Linked DNA regions of Homo sapiens: region 1 is linked to region 2. The links are chromatin contacts, found by Hi-C or POLR2A ChIA-PET in ENCODE. All regions are on one chromosome and are shown on one strand. Each heading gives the region's core, a stretch centred on a gene start or an enhancer-like site at or near the end of the contact. The rest is flanking DNA. Distances are from core to core; before and after follow the strand shown. Region 1 overlaps SPAG9 (sperm associated antigen 9). Region 2 overlaps LUC7L3 (LUC7 like 3 pre-mRNA splicing factor).

The links. A loop is a pair of places that touch in the nucleus more often than their neighbours do. ChIA-PET counts read pairs that join two places held with the same protein, here RNA polymerase II (POLR2A). Pooled maps may share reads with other maps.
Region 1: a loop to region 2 is called in a map of heart left ventricle, with 2.8 times the contacts of the local background. The contact joins two enhancer-like sites. A Hi-C loop is called at or near these places in 4 of 168 maps with a recorded cell type or tissue (heart left ventricle, left colon and psoas muscle) and 4 of 50 pooled maps. POLR2A ChIA-PET finds 5 or more read pairs at or near these places in 1 of 52 experiments (OCI-LY7).

The regions. Positions count from the first base shown.
Region 1 is chr17:50,976,126-50,981,280 of GRCh38, forward strand. SPAG9 (sperm associated antigen 9) reads right to left here. Exons shown (of 30, transcript NM_001130528.3): 26 at 3,621-3,792; 27 at 983-1,096. Among named protein-coding and RNA genes, the nearest start is that of TOB1-AS1, 110 kb to the left of the region's middle. Within about 2 kb of position 1,513, at least 4 of the 41 ENCODE cell types and tissues checked have a DNase peak (open chromatin) inside an H3K27ac peak, as active enhancers do.
Region 2 is chr17:50,753,278-50,758,815 of GRCh38, forward strand. LUC7L3 (LUC7 like 3 pre-mRNA splicing factor) reads left to right here. Exons shown (of 10, transcript NM_016424.5): 10 at 1-2,942. Among named protein-coding and RNA genes, the nearest start is that of ANKRD40CL, 11 kb to the right of the region's middle. RefSeq lists a silencer at 3,811-4,105. Within about 2 kb of position 3,979, at least 4 of the 41 ENCODE cell types and tissues checked have a DNase peak (open chromatin) inside an H3K27ac peak, as active enhancers do.

The sequences.
Region 1 (5,155 bases), core at 263-2,762, 220 kb after region 2:
GTTTTTTTTTTAAATAATAAAGCAATTTTAGTGAATCTGAATCAAAACACTAAGAACTCAATGTGCAGCATTTCCTAAATGCTAAAATTTCTCCTTTATTTCTCTGTGTGTGTGTGTTTTAAAAAACAAATCCTGTTCCAATAACTATGCTAAAATGAAGCTCTTACAAATAACTGAAATGAACTCTAGGGGATCCTGGAATCTCTTAGGATATAAGGAGAGGTCTAAATATGATTTATAAGTAACTGCAGAAAAGACAGGTGGGATTGAAACCTTGCTTTCTTTTAAAGGCTTCCGAAATACCTTCTAGTCTTTCTCCCTCCTCTGGCCTGAAAAAAGGTATGGTGATTTTGAAGTGTATATGTATTAATGTATTTTATAGACTTACAGTATTTGCTTTTAAACCATTCCCTGCCATGAATTTTGCAACACAAAAACATTTACTTAATGGATGATTAATGTAATGGAACATCATATGAGAAACACACGAGGTATATTTTATTCATAAAAACAATAAATCACATTCTTTTAAAATAGAAGATAGATGGAAAGGCTTGCTGAACTCCTGAGAAACTTCTTCCACAACTTTTTTTAAACCTCAAATAAGACAAATGGAATATACTAAACTATCTGCTAAGGAGATATGAAAAACTAAGATGAATGCTAGGTAGTGTTTTTGGATAATGGTATAATAAGGCTTAAGAAAAATGGACTTTAACTTTTATTTCAAAAGATGAAATAGGACTGTGATTCCTGAACTGTGAAAATGTTTTGACAACGAAAAACTTTTAATTATGAGTATTGGTCTTGATACATGAAAACTTATTTTCCTAGAATTTATAAGTTTCATTGAGTGAAGTAACTATAGCTAGATCTTTGCCATCACTGATTTTCTGAGCTAACACAGATTTGAATTTCAGACATAACTATTTCCTATAATTCTCCTATTTGTTCCATGGCAGTTATCTAAAAATATACTTACTTTCTGTCAATGGGATGGAGATAATGACACCATTTCCTGTCCCCACCCACAAACGATTACAAGACACCATAAGAGCTGTAATTCTCACAAAAGAGAAGCCCAGTTTTCCAGTACCTGTAAAGAAAGGAGGGAACACGTTATTGAGAAACTAAAGCAGACAGTGTTTTACATTCCAAGTTCCTTAGAAGTAGCAGGATTACAAAACAAAAAAAAAAGAAAGAAAGTAGTAGTAGCAGGATTGATACAACACAGAGGAAATGTGACTAGAGCTAGATGGATGTTTCCTGAAGGTTCACATCAAAGTAAGCTCATATTGGGGCTTATTGTCTATCTGACAATTCAGGGTTAATGGAAAAAGAAAAGCCTAAAAGTGGGTAACATAACATTATTAGTTAGAAGAAAAGTACACAGGAAATAGGATACATCAGGAACTGTGACACAGGATTTACTTAGGGAACTGTAAAACCAAACCAACACATAAAACAAAAAACCCCAACAGAAAACAGTGAAACTGGCAGGGCACGGTGGCTCACTCCTGTAGATCCTACAAGGTGGGATGACTGCTTGATCCCAGGAGTTTGAGACCAACCTGGGCAACAGACCTCACCTCTACAAAAAGTACAAAAATTAGCCAGGCATGGTGGCACATGCCTGTAGTCCCAGCTATGTGGGAGGCTGAGGTGGGAGGGTCACTTGAGCGCAGGAGTTTGAGGCTGCTGTGAACTGTGATCCAACCACTGCACTCCAGCCTGTGCAACGGACCAAGACTTTGTCTCTAAAAACAAACAAACCCAGATAAATCAAGTGTCCTTTGATCTTATAAGCTGAAAAAGTTCTGGTTTCCCTTAAGTTTTCTTTGCACAGATAAAAATCTTTGTAAACAAAATCTATACTTTTCCCCTCATTTATATACTTAGGTTCTAAAGCAGTTTAAACATTTTAAGTATTATACACAAATAATTTAGGGAGAACAAACGCATTTTTGTATTTCAAGTTAATTTTTACAACTGATCTTATTTTCAGTGACTTGAAAGACAAATTTATTGAGCAGGTAATACATTTAAGAAAGACAACACTAGTACTCATAAGTTCTACTTACAAGAACTGAGGGCATGATCGCTGAATCACAGTGTTAGAAGGAGGCTTAATTACCATTCAGCCTAACCTAGGAACCTTTAACCTCCAGTCAAAGTAGATCCCTGAAATTAGTTTGTGTTTGCATGTGTATATATTCTAGGGAGAAGGTACATAGCTAGAAATAAGGTTTTCTGAGGGCAGTAACTCTAAATGGTTGAAAACCACTGATCCAGTTCAATCATTTTTCATGAAAGGAATCCTTTATGACATTTCTAATAATCATTATAACACTAGGTCAGGTGCTAAAGATAGAGCAGGGAACAAGACAATGATGGTCCCTGATCTTCACGGGGCTTAGGGTCTGTAGGGGAGAGATTATAAACAAGAATCACATAAGACTGGTACGATCACAATAATGATAAGCCCATGAAGAAAAAGTATGACAGGACCTAAATGGTCTCTCCTGATTATGACAGTTAGGCTATGACCTGAAAGCTAAGTAAGTAAAAAGGGACCAAGAAGAACTTCCCAGGTAGATGATACAGCAGCACATGTGAGGACCCTGAAATGGGAAGGAGCTTGCTGAGCTGTGGGTCGGTATGAGCAAGGAGAGTGTTTGAGAACATGTAAGGTCTCCTGGTCATGTCACCTCACCTAAAGGCAACAGTGGAGGTGTGTGAAGGTAATATCTGCACCTTGGTTACTAGGCAGAGAACAGACTGGGGTGGCAACAGGGAGCCCAGTTAGGAGGCCTGGGGGTAAAAGGATAGTGGTAGAGATAAAGAAGTAACTGATTTAATACAGTTTTAGAGGCAGACTTGACAGTTCCCAGTGACAGATTAGATGTGGGAAATAAGAGAAGAGGAGTCCAAAATGATCCCAACTTTCCATCAAGAACAATAAGGGGCCAGGTGCATTGGCTCATGCCTGTAACACCAGCACTTTGGGAGGCTGAGGTCTGGGCCAATCACTTGAGCCCAGGAGTTTAAGGCCAGCCTGGGCAACACAGTGAAACCTCATTTCTACAGGAAAAAAAAAAAAAAGTAGCCAACATGATAGTGCAGGCCTGTCCAGCTACTGGGAAGGCTGAGGTGGGAGGATCACTTGAGCCCAGGAAGTCAAAGCTGCAGTGAGCCGTGATGGTGCCACTGCACTCCAGCCTAGGTGACAGAGTGAGACCCCGTCTTGAAAAAAAGAAAAAAAAAAAAAAAAAAGAGTAAGGTAGATTGAAACGTCTGACACTTTCAATGATAAAAGTTCACTACTCCTGAGATAACTTAATTCATTGGTTCTACCCAGCATTTTAGACTATTTAAAAATAAAAACAAGGACTGGGTGAGGTGGCTGTGCCTACCTACAGTCCCAGCTACTCCGGAGGCTGAGGTGAGAGGATCGCTTGAGCCCAGGAGTTCAAGGCTATAGTGTGCTATGACTGCACCTGTGCATAGCCACTGCACTCCATCCTGGGCAACAAAGCAAGACCTCATTTCAATAAACACATAGATAGATAAAATAAAACACCCTCTTTGACTGGTAAAGATAAAACGCGTTGGAAGCTTACCTAACATTTTGCTTACATAAGGCTCAATGTCCACATCCTGTAGATGTTGATAAGTGTGTGCATGATAGAGACGGAGCGTAGAATCCAAGCGAATGGAGACCCACACGCCATCCCCCACCCACGCAAGCTGTCGCACTTGGCTCTCCTTCCTGGGATGTGCATCAAAAGATTTCTAGGAGAGATTGTCCAATCACAAAGTTACTTTTGCTACATAGAATTTCATATTTAAAACTGTGCTAATTTGCACAAGTTAGCAGACTATTAAAAGACAAGCCCAAATATTATATATTAAACATGATTACTCTTATATACACAATTGTTTTCATCCTGGAATGCAAAAAATAAAGAACTAAGAACGGGATATTGGACTTCAGCACTATATAGGATATCACCTTATAACAGCAATACTAGCGCATCCACACTATGTAACAGTGCTCAACAGAAAGATTTTTTTTATTTCTTTATTTTTTATTTTTGAGACAGAGTCTTTACTCTTGTCGCCCAGGCTGGAGTGCAATGGCGCAATCTCGGCTCACTGCAACCTCCCCTTCCTGGGTTCAGGCGATTCTCCTTCCTCAGCCTCCTGAGTAGCGGGATTATAGGCGCACACCACCATGCCGGACTAATTTTTGTATTTTTAGTAGAGACAGGCTTTCATCATGTTGGCCAGGCTGGTCTCAAACTCCTGACCTCAAGTGATCTGCCCACCTCGGCCTTCCAAAGTGCTGGGATTACAAGCATGAGCCACCGCACCTGGCCTAACAGAAAGATTTTATCTCCGGATTTTGTGTTGTTGCAGAGCCACTGTGTTGAAATAAGATCACAATTATAATTAATCAGGCTGGGCGCTGGTGGCTCACACCTGTAATCCCAGCACTTTGGAAGGCCGAGGTGGGAGGATCTCTTGAACACAGGAGTTTGAGATCAGCCTGGGAAACATGGTGACATCCCAACTCTAAATACAAAAATTAGCTGGGAATAGTGGTGCATGCCTGTATTCCTAGCTACTTGGGAGGCTGAGGTGGGAGGACTATTTGAGCCCAGGAGTTTGAGGCCAGTCTGGACAACATAGCAAGATCCCGTCTCTACAAATAAACTAAAGAAAAATTAGTCAGGTATAATGGTGTGTGCCTGTGATCTCAGCTACCTGGGAGGCTGAAGCAGGAGGCTTGCTAGAGCCCAGGAGTCTGAGGCTGCAGTGAGCTATGATTGCGCCCCTGCACTCTATCCTGGGTGACAGAGTGAGACCTTGTCTCAAAACAAACAAACAAAAATACCAAAATATAATTAAACTAAAAGGAACCCACGCTGCTGTATATGTGTGTGAGGCACAGGCTGAGCATTCCCAATCCAAAAATCTGAAATCTGAAATGCTTTAAAATCTGAAAGTGTTTAAGTGCCGATATGATACCATAAGTCACGCTGAACACAGTATTTTTTTTACTGCACTAATGGTATATCATATTTTTCACTGTTATAAAGTATACAGGAAACATAAATAAATTTTATGTTTAGACTTTGGGTTCCATGCCCAA
Region 2 (5,538 bases), core at 2,729-5,228:
GCTATCAGTTTATAGGTAAAGAAACAGTGTGTTAAATGACTTATCCAGGGAGGGTCCTGTGGCTTCATGTTTATGGAGTTGCTAGGTCTCTGCCTCATGGTCCAGTGCCTGTTAAGCCACTGTGTTCATTCTAATAGGCATAATGAATTGTTAAAGAATTTACTAAAATCTCTTCCACCAAACTTTGAAAAATAATGAAGCCGCCCCCACTTTAGAGGCTCTGTATGAAAAAATGCTGTGGAGACAGAGCCCTCCTGGCTCCCTAGCTGATCCTGGAGATGCAGCAATAGATGAATGGGTTATCTCTGAATTTGTAAGAGATAATTCACATGAGGATTAAGATAAAATGGGAAGTAAAATCTAACAAACACAAAGATAGCTCCCAGGCACTGCTTTGTGTAGTTTGACAGCATTGTGGTTGTAGCAGCAAAGGACTTAAAGTGATAGTTTTTAAACCATATTCTGTCCCTAAGTAATAAAAAATCTAGGAAGTTACTAAAATACCAGATTTGTTCTGCTCTGCCTCATCTAGAATCAACGTCTAACTAACTTAAATGAAGTATAATAAATGAGTTCATATGAAAAGGCTTCCTCTATGGACACTTAGATATATTGTAACTATTGAAGTTACCTGGGATGTGGGGGTGGTGGGAGGAGGACCTGCCTCCCCAGGACATCTATGACTAAGGCCTGGCTTTAGTTATGGAGAGAGACGTAGAAGTTGAATTTTACACCCAAAATTGATGTGACTGAAGAGGAACTGATTGTTGCTAACCAGCTCACAAGAATCCAGTATTGAGACCAGTTCACTAGAAGAAACAAACATTTCTGCCATGCAGACCAAAAAGTTATTAGTTGGTGAATATGTATTTTCTCTTTGGAAGGTCTTTAAGGGGAGCAAACCAGTTTTAATCAATCAGATTGCTTGGTAAGTTTGGAATCTGCAATCAGTTGGTCTTAAAAAAAAAAAAACTTTATTTTGGAAATTTAAAGACATACACAAAAGAGGAACAATATAATTAACCTCTGTTAACTCATCACCAACAAGACTCATGACCACTTTTATACTTCATGAGTGATTGTATTTGTATCCACTGTTTTCTATTATTTTCGAGCAAGTCTCAGACACACCATTTAATCTGTAAATAATTCAGCATGTATCTCTAAAAGACAAAGACCTCTTAAATAACAGTTCATTAGTATAAAACAAATTGGGTAAACTTTTGTTGGTCATCAAACTATATTAGCACTGGTCCAATAGTTTAATTTTCATTGAGCCTTTCAAGAGGACCGACCAGTCTGCTGCTCAAGACATCCTCTCCTCTGGAATGTAGAGATAATACATATCATGCTCCTTTTTGTTAAAACGTTTTTTTTTCCCCTTCAAACACAGTCCATTCATTTTTCAGTTTGGGTTGAAACATCCTTTTCTTGATCTTGAGCTTATAATAACCTAGTCATATTGCTCAGCTCAGATATTTTTACTCCCTCTCCTTAGGCATTCTGGTTCCTTAAATATAGTTAGTGTCACAGAGGATAAATAACCAACCTTATTTCTAAGGTCTGAGAACACTTGGACCACATATTGGTTGAGCTCAGCCACCTTCTGATTAAAGTTTTCAGACTTGTAAGAACTGAAAATTTTTATGGTGGAAGTTCTCTGAGCCCTCATCCATTCTGTTTTTAAAAATGCATTGCAGATGGGCTATGTGAATATGTTTTTAAACATCTGATATGTGCATGAAACAAAAAACACTTGAAGTTATTATGTATACAATTCTGTGGGATGGGACTTCATGCAGGATTGGTTTTCAAGTTTGATTTCCTGAGGGATTTTTTAGTTGTTTGTGAAAGAACCCCAGGTCTACTTTTGAAATTTTGTATTATAATTGTAATGTTGCCCATGGTTAAAAAAAAAAAGTGTTCAGTGATCTATGTCTCCTACTACTCCTATTTCTCTGTTTTTCCTCTGCAGGAGCTTGCTGCTGTTAACAGTTATTCTTCCAAGTTGTTTTCTTTGTGGGGAGATGGGAGGTGGGAGGAAATATAAACATATATGTATAGATCTTTCAAAATATATGACGGTATACCCGTATGTTCTGAGTCTTGCTGTTTTTACCTGGTAATATTTAGAAACATTTATTTTGAGATAAAGGAGAGCACTTTTAAGTTGAACCTGTAGTTTTAAAAAGTACATTTCAAGTAAGCCAAAGCAGAGAAGTAAATGTATTTTTCATTGTTGTATCAGAATTTTGAATTTACTATTTTAAAAATTCAAGAGTTTTGTAGCTGATCTATTTCTTCCCCTCAGCCATCCCAAATAGGTCATTTGTCAACAGATTTAAGAATGTTTAGAAACAACAACTTTGGGAAACGGGAAACAATTTGGTATAAGTGGGTGTGCCATAACCTCTCTCGTAGCCATTCATTCCCGGATACATACCCTAGAGAAACTCTTACACATGCGTACCAGGGGATGGATTTAAGCATTTGTGTGTAATAGGAAGAAAAGAAGAAAAAACCCGGGAAGATCCCAAGTGTCCACCAACAGTGTGTTGGATAAATACTGTGGTATATTCCAACAGTGGAATTCCACAGAAGTGAAACTGAACTGCAGCTGTGTATGTGAACATGGACAAAACTCAACAATAGAAGGATCAAAAAAAGCAAGTCACAGAAGAATACATCACTATGGTTCCATTTCAATGAAAGTCAAAAACAGGCTGTCAAATACATGATAAAAGGAAACGATTAAGACAAAATTTAATGTTAGCCGTTTTGATGGAGGGAGAGGTGATCATGAGGGCACAGGGGTCTTCAGAAGAACTGGTGAGGGTCTGTTTCTGAAGCCTGTGGGCATTTCCTTTTTTAATCTGTATGTTTATGTGCTTTTGTATGTATGATATTTCTTAATAAAATTTAAAAAGAAGAATGGGAAAAAAGTCTTGGTGTAGGTAGTTACTAATATATAAGCTGTAGTGTATTTCGTAAAATTAACCATCAGTCAGTGACAAATTTAAAGATGCTGTTTCTTGAGTGCCCAATTTAAGGTTTTATTTTGTTTGAGACAGGGTCTCTGTCTTGTCACCCAGGCTGGAGTGCAGTGGCACGAGCTCAGCTCACTGCATCTTTCGCCTCCTGGGTTCAAGCCATTCTCGTGCCTCAGCCTCCCAAGTAGCTGGGATTACAGCTTCGCACCACCACACCTGGCTCATTTTTTTGTATTTTTAGTAGAGTGTTTCACCATGTTGTCCAGGCTGGTCTCAAAACTCCTGACCTCAAATGATCAGGCCCACCCTGGCCTCCCAAAGTGCTGGGATTACAGGTATGAGCCACCGCGCCCAGTCTTCAAATTGAGGTCTTAATTGTAACTCTTAAAAAGCTAGAAACGGCGACAAGAGCAAGACTCCGTCTCAAAAAAAAAAAAAAAAAAAAAAAAAAAGAAACCTAAATGTATGTTTTCTGTGTGATACCTTATTTTCATCTTAACATAGTTTCTACTTGTCTGCCAGCCAGGGAGCTGATGGTTTTGTTTTCCTGTCTAAACAGCTTCCAAAGAAGCTTTTCTCAGGCTTATGCCATTCTGGGAAAGAAAACTGCTTTACTGTGCTGTACTCCTTCCCCTGGCCCAAGTTAGGTTGTTACCTCAGAGAGGCTGCTGCTTTGGCCTTGTTCTAATTTTAGTAGGGGTACTGTGAACACAAAAATGTTTACTCTTTAAAAAGAGGAAAGTGACTGAAATTTGAATTGGCAGATTCATAAGGTTCATATAACTAAGGCCCTACGTCAGTTTACAGCAGCCCTGTTACCCCTCAACTATGCTCCAGGTGAGACTTGGATCCCCTCAGTATGAGCATAGGGCTTGGCTGTGAGTTCATCCAACACATCCCCGAGTGCTCCTATGTGCTGTGGAGTGACTGATACCTTTGGATACACCAAGAACAAAATAGGTGCAGCTCCAGGTCCCTCCGCTATGGAATCTGTCCTCACTGCAGCAGTGGCACCCTCAGGGCTGTGCCTTGTACACAGGACTTCTGAAAGGGGAGTGGAAAGGGGTGGTGCTGTTGAGTTACTAATCACCCTATTAGTTGAAAGTGCAGAGTTAATGAACAACTAAGAATTCTAGGTCATTTCATATTTTATTTTAACCTAAATAGTTCTGGGACTTCTTAGGATGGCATTTTGGTACGTGATTAATTTCACTTAAGGCCATTTTAGAATCAGTGGAATTGGCCGGGCGCGGTGGCTCACACTTGTAATCCCAGCACTTTGGGAGGCCAAGGCAGTCGGATCATGAGGTCAGGAGTTCAAGACCTGCCTGGCCAACATAGTGAAACCCTGTCTCTACTAAAAAAAAAAAAAAAATTAGCTGGGTGTGGTGGTGGGCACTGTAGTCCCAGCTACTTGGGAGGCTGAGGCAGGAGAATTACTTGAACCTGGGAGGCGGAGGTTGCAGTGAGCTGAGATCACACCACTGCACTCCAGCCTGGGTGACACAGCGAGACTGTCTCAAAAAAAATAAAAAATAGGCTGGGCCTGGTGGCTCACCCCTGTAATCCCCAGCACTTTGGGAGGCTGAGGTGGGTGGATCACGAGGTCAGGAGTTCAAGACCAGCCTGGCCAACATAGTGAAAACCCATCTCTACTAAAAATACAAAAAAAATTAGCGGGCATGGTGGTGGGCACTGTAGTCCCAGCTACTTAGGAGACAGGCAGGAGAATTGCTTGAACCCGGGAGGCAGAGGTTGCAGTGAGCCAAGATCGTGCCACTGCACTCCAGCCTGGGCAACACAGTAAGACTCTGTCTCAAAATAAATAAATAAAATGAGTTGGAATTGCACCTTACTCAGGGATTAGTTTTTTATAATCGATGTGTGAGGTGAAAACTAATCAAATTACTCTTGAAGCTCTTCAAATTTTGTTTTACTGATAATCTGCAGCCTTAAGACTTATTTGTGTTATAGAAAATGAGTTTTGGCTGGGCGCAGTGGCTCACACCTGTAATTTCAACACTTCGGGAGACCAAAGCGGGCACATCACATGAAGCCAGGAGTTCGACACCAGCCTGGCCAACATGGCAAAACTTTGTCAAAACTATTTTTAAAAATTAGCTGGGCATGGTGATGCATGCCTGTAATCCCAGCCACTTGGGTGGCTGAGGCATGAGAATCACTTGAACCTACGAGACAGGTTGCACAGTGAGCCGAGATCATGCACTCAAGCCTGGGTAACAGTGATATGCACCCCCCCAAAGTTTTTCTTTTTTTCTTTTTTTTTTTTTTTTTTTTTAGAGATAAGGTCTTGCTATGTTGCTCAAGCTAAACTTGAACTCCTGGGATTACAGGCGTGAGCCACTATGCCTGGCCTCAAAATTAAAAAAAAATAAGCAATTTAGATGCTGACCTGAAGTGCTTCTGTCACCTTGTTACAGGAGGCCGCAAATGCTAACTAAGCAAGTTGCAGATGGTCCCACATGACGTTTCTGAATGAAACAGGACACTTCTTACTATTGGAACCATTTTTCTCTGTTTTGAACAG